Regions from separate parts of the Mus musculus genome. Here region 1 is linked to region 2. A link is a loop called in an ENCODE intact Hi-C map of the cell type or tissue named here. Cell type or tissue: gastrocnemius. All regions are shown on one strand. Links, peaks and the distances in the headings refer to the core of each region. The heading gives the core; the rest is flanking DNA. Region 1 overlaps Pcbd2 (pterin 4 alpha carbinolamine dehydratase/dimerization cofactor of hepatocyte nuclear factor 1 alpha (TCF1) 2). Region 2 has its middle 42 kb from the start of Gm31542.

The links. A loop is a pair of places that touch in the nucleus more often than their neighbours do. Peaks named below come from ENCODE experiments on the same cell type or tissue, not always from the same donor. Only the 100,000 strongest peaks of a DNase experiment are listed, where the experiment ranks them.
Region 1: a loop joins it to region 2, with 2.4 times the contacts of the local background. A loop is called at or near these places in 4 of 42 quality-filtered maps.

The regions. Positions count from the first base shown.
Region 1 is chr13:55,753,263-55,756,176 of GRCm38, reverse strand. All of the region lies in intron 2 of Pcbd2 (pterin 4 alpha carbinolamine dehydratase/dimerization cofactor of hepatocyte nuclear factor 1 alpha (TCF1) 2), which reads right to left. Among named protein-coding and RNA genes, the nearest start is that of Pcbd2, 27 kb to the right of the region's middle. In gastrocnemius, for the core only: no CTCF peak of the experiment used is centred there; no DNase peak of the experiment used is centred there.
Region 2 is chr13:55,950,226-55,953,139 of GRCm38, reverse strand. No RefSeq gene overlaps it. Among named protein-coding and RNA genes, the nearest start is that of Gm31542, 42 kb to the right of the region's middle. In gastrocnemius, for the core only: no CTCF peak of the experiment used is centred there; a DNase peak (open chromatin) is centred at 1,194.

The DNA of each region.
Region 1 (2,914 bases), core at 93-2,592, 200 kb after region 2:
CCTGGCATGTGTGCAGGAATGCAAACACTCGGTTGCACACACATGCACACAAACAACAAATAAAATCTAATAAAAATCAGGTATACTCGGTCTCCAGTTGGAGTTTTCTCTCAAATTTTAATACTGTTGAGCATTTCTTTAAACAGTAAACATGGTCAAAAAAATTTTTTTTTCTTTACACTAACGGACTTAAGAAAAAAATCTGCTCAGAAATCTGACGACAAGAAAAATGAAGGCCGTTGTAATGCAGCCAGTGGTTGCACTATTTCATTCCAGTAAAATTTCTACATTTTGGATGGGAAAGTAGGCCTTACTTTATTAAAACGCTTAAAAAATTAAAGTTAAATAGATTTTGGGAGTGCAATGGCTTTCTTTTGCCACTTGTAACTTTATGAGTTAGTAATAAATGAGCCCAGCTACGTCAAAACAAATGGGAAACAGTTTAGGTTATAATACAGTATTTTAGAACCTGGCAATAAATCCCTTTAATGGTATTCTAAATGTATACATATATATTTAAAGTAATTAAAATTTCTCAAGCTCTCAGACACCATTCAAGTATTTCGGACTTCATCGCCTTCCAACTCCATTCTGTCCCTTCTGCCGTCACCACCTCCGTGCCAGCCTCCCAGGCTCGGTTCTCACTAAACCAAGTCAAAGACCGAGTCACACTCTTAGCCTAACTCAGTCCCCAAAGGATCCCATGCAGGGTACAAGCTGCCAAGGAAAGACTTTCTCTAGAACCCTGTGCAGGGAATGTGACGTGCAGGGAAATGCGAACAGGCCCGCTGAGCCCACATCACAGGCAGATAGAAAACAGAGTTGGCAGAGAAAGCTCCTTGTGTCTCTGCAGCCATTTTGTAGTAAGAAAAGGACAGTTCTGAAAACAGGGAGCCAGGAGATCCTGAGCTAGGGAATGCTGGCCTCACTTCCAGCTAGGACAGCCTGAGCAAGGGGATGCTGGCCTCACTTCCGGTACCCAAGCTCACAGCCACAGTGTGAGAACTGGAAACACAGGGTCCAAAAATGGCTGAAAGGCCGTGTTTCAGAGGCACAGAGAGGAAGGCATGGCAGGCCAAGAACCAAACCCTCACTCCACATCCACAACGCTAAAACATTTCCTCACGCAGAAACAGAATCGCCACTGACAATTTTTGGAAACAGTAATTGTGTCCTGGGTCCCAGCTGGATAATTCTGTTCTACACCAAAAATAAGTCCTGTTCACAGCCCCCCAACTCTCCAAACTGCCTCGCACCACTATCAGGACACAGCTTCCTCCCAGCCCCAATAAATGAAAGGCAGAAACCGGCAGAAGAAAGAGGATTAAATAACATAGGTAAGGTTGCTTGCCGCTTTATGAAAGACAAATGACTTGCACTCACATCCCACTGATAACTAGGGAGGCTGCCAGCGGCTCTCAGACAGATGTAACATTTTAACAAATGTGATTGTTTGTGAACGAAATAATTCTGATCAAAAACTTAATTGCAGTCAAAGCGAGTCCTGGGCTGTGTCACTGTAATCCGTTGTGACAGGAAGCAATGAGTGGAGATCCTACTGTGAGCGGGGCACATGTGAAAGGTCAGCACTGGCCTGGAACTTCAAAACCGTTAGCGTGTAAAACAGTGTGCATTAGAGCCCGGAACGGCTACCCACTGGATTAGCGGATGTCCGCTGTGCGGGTCTCATGTGCTTTTTGGCAGGTAAGAGTTAATTGGTAAGTAGGCAACGTATTGTAACTTCCTTTTTTCCCTCTTCCTCAAATTTACCCTAGAAACAATTCTTTATAGCTCTACAATACTGCAATATTCCATTGGTAGTACGGTCTCAGGAGAACAAAGTAACGTTTCTTAAATAAAATTCATCTTTAATGATTTACTGAATACTGGCTGTATTTGACAAATAAATGTGTGTGGATAGAATGAATGAAAATTTTCTTTTGTAACATGGATATATACAGACTTATACATAAGTGTGTGTGTGTGTGTGTGTGTGTGTGTGTGTGTGCATGTATTTGTTTAGTCAACTGTGACAGCCAATTTTTTTCCAAGTAAGGATTTCATTAGAGGAAAATATATACTTTGCTCATATACAATAATCCTAAAAGCCAATTATATGACAGAATTTTGCATGGCTTAAAACAAAATTCTAAATAAAAATGCAGTTAATACCACAGTTTTCATTTCCAACATGGGATGTTATTTATGAAAGAACCAAGCTAAATATTACCTTATAAGTCAATGCACGCACAAAATACTCTGCGACTATCCAGCACTGTAAGCTGATCTATTTAACTTTAAATTATAGTCATTTTCCAACATCTAAACTACTTAAGGTAATACAACATTAACTCATGGTAAAGGCAGTTACTGGGCATCGCAATGATTATTTTAAAATTTACTCCATTTCTGTGTTGTGTGGAAATAAACGTCCACTTTAAAAAATAATCAATTCTTCTAAAGCTTTATTTCTGTTCTCAAAACCAGCCTTCTAAAGAAATACCTTGGGCCACTGGACAGATATAGTGCCTGGGCACTTTGTATGGCTGGGAAGGGACTTCTTCAGTGACTTCGGAGTTCCTGCCCCCCAGCAGAACATCAAATGGAATCTTGGGGATAGACATAGATTTGCTTCCAACTGTGACAGACAACTAAAAAGAAGATGGGAACTGGACAGAGAGGCAGGCCATGGTCTCGCTCGTGTCTGCTTTCAGTATAAAGTGTGAAAACTTAGGTGGATTTGAAAATGCCAGTGTCTACTCCCACCCCCAACTGTTCCTGCAAGTCAGAGATGCCCACGGTTACCATCACTGCTCTGTGTCTCTCAGGCATCTCCAGGCTCCCAGTCCTGGATCCCAGTGGCCGCCCCTCAAGGCCAGTGACGCAGAGTCCACAGAGGAAAAAGAGCCCAGAA
Region 2 (2,914 bases), core at 127-2,626:
CTGGAGAGCCGGCTCAGCAGTTGAGAACACATACTGCGCTAGCAGAGGATGCTTGCTAGCAGAGGATGCTCCTTTGGCTCCCAACACCCCATCTAAGGACAGCTGCCAGGAACTCCAGCTCTCGGGGATCCATTGCCCTCTGCTGGTCTCTGTGGGCACCAGCAATCATACGCACAAATCATCCAAAGATACACACATATGCTCACAATACAGATACTTTTCAAAATTAAAACATGTAGAATGAATCCACCCCTCCAGTCAATATTTTCTGCTAATGGCAGGGTAAGCTAAACTACTCAAAAGGCCAAATTCTTTGAATATTCCCACTCCTGAGCTGAGCTTCCTTTGGCGGGGAGGTATGCAAGGCCCTCGCTGACTGGTCATAGCTCTAAGATGGCGCCTCTCAACCTGCCTATCTCTGAGACTCTTTAACATGGTTCCTCATGTCGTGGTGATCCCCAACCCTAAAGTTATTTTGTTGCTACTTCATACCTGTAATTTTGCGCCTGTTGTGAATCGTCATGTAAATATTGGATATGCAGGATATCGGATATAGGACGCCCAAAGGGTGTTGAGAACCAGTGCTCTAGGAAGAAAAGGCAGGCGGCTTCACTCCAGACAGTGGGTGGTGTCTGCGTCAGAGAGAAGCAGCAATGGACTTCCTTGCTAGCTGGACCACTAGGCTGAGCAGCAAGAGGAGGAGGAGGCTAGGACAAGTTACTCTTCCACCGAGGACTCTGGCATCCCACTTGACATACCTGCCTTTGGGCTGCCCTTGCTGGAAGCAGAAATGCCTGGACAGCAGGAACCCAGGGAAGCCACCCCAGGTACAGAAGTGGCCTTGGCCATGGGAATTCTTGTCTTCCCACGCCTGCAGCTAATTGCAGCTGCTGCAGAAGAACAGACCTAATTCTACAGACGTAGGTGTCTCCCACATAACCTGACCACCTCATGTTCCCATGTAGGAGTTACACCAGGTCTCTGCTCCAGCCCACCCCTAAGGAGCTCTGTTGTTCCCAAAGAAACCCTTCTTTAGGACACCCTTTGGGGGCCACCCCACAGCGATGCTCACTCCCCCTTGGCTTGCTGCATCTGAGGCATTTAGCCCTTATCCTTCCTGATGTAAATATTTAATCCTATACATTTCGGATCTGCCTGTCACCTAGTCCCTCCTCACCCAGATGGGCTTCCTGCCAGGCCCTGGGGGGCAAGGCTGGGATCTGAGGGGCTCCTTCCAGATCAGAGCTTTCCCCCATGGCCTACGGCCCAGCTGACTTTCCAGAACTGGTCTCAGGGGTGACAAATGTCCCGGTCTTAGCAGTTGTACAACTAAAGTCTCTGTGGGCTCTGGGGCTTGGTTTCTTACCCAGGATACAGATCTCGGGAGTGCCCACCTCACACAGATTTTTGGATATTAAAATCCAATGTGGTGCCTAGCACACAAAAGGGATGCTGTTGGCACTGAGAAGCTGAACTGTGAGCCACACGCTGGCTCTTAGCATTGCCACGGTCCTTTGCTGCCCCTCTGCACTCTAAGGAAAGTCTGGTGTGCCAGCCCATCCTGGGTGCCTCTGGGTGCATAAACCTGGGAGAGAACATGGAGAAGGACCAATCTGGAAAAGGACTTGGTTGAAGGCAGGGCCCATGCTCACAGAGAGTAGAGAGCTGAAATAAGCATACACAAGAGAGAAGGAACAGCAGATGGGGTGGTCCAGGATTGCTGCTAGGACTCCGAGTGCCACTGAAACTCAGGACAAGGACCTTCAGATGTCAGTCTTTCAGAAGACAATATGGACAGATTTCTAATCACTTCTAGCTGCCTATGCAGAGACAGGAAGGCCTGTGGGCCCCAAAGCTATGAGAATTGCATGCCCGATATCTTTCTAAGTGCTCATGACCCCTTAGAAGGCATATTTTTGTCCCTGCTGTAGAGTTGCGGAAGGAGAGGTTCAGACTCGGGGAGGTGCTTTAGTGGGTATACGATGCTTATTGTATACCGGGGTTTAATCCCTAGCACCCACATAAGAGCTGTTGGGGGGATATGTATTCAAATGCTCATTTCTCTGCCCAGACATTTAGTTACAGTCAGCAACTAGACAGCACGGTCAAGCATTTCCAGTCTCAGTGTTTTGTAAACACTGTCTTCCATCACCTCTGATTGGTTAATAAAGAGCTGATTCAGCCAAGAGTTGGGCAGGAATTCCCGATCCCAGTCTAGGGGTCACAAGAAACAAGCTTCTTATAGCTTGCTCAGCCTGCTTTCTTATAGAACCCAGGGCTACCAGCCCAGGGGTGGCCCTATCTACAATATTCTGCGCACCCCCACACACACACCTCAGCAGTCACTGATTAATAAAATGCCTGCGGGCTTGCCTACAGTCTGATTTACTAGGGCATTTTCTCACTGAAGTTCCCTCCTCTCAGTTGACTATAGCCTGTACCAAGTCAATCTAAAACTAGACATCACGAGGCCAGACTCAGAAATCAGCTCCATATCCCATCGTGAGAGTGGTTACAGAACGCTCCTACCATCAGACACATTTCCCACCAGGCAGCTCTCTTATGTCAATTGTGAATGACATGTCTCTAGAGAGGAGACGAGTTACTGAAAAGAATCATGCAGGGGCTGGCCAGACCACTCAGTGATTAAGAGCATGCATTGCTCTTGCAGAGAACTCAAATTCTGGTCCCAGCACCCACATCAGGCAGCTTGCAACAGCCTATAACTCTAGCACCCGGGGATCCATTCTCTTCAGGCTTCTGAGAATGAGTGTGTGTGCGCGCGCACTTGCGCATACATGCACACATGTGTATTTCCATCTCCCCATCTCCTTCTCCTTCTTCCTCTCTCCCTCCCTCCCAATCAATTCCTTCAAATTCTTTCTAAACCCGGCCCATCACCCACCATAGTAGA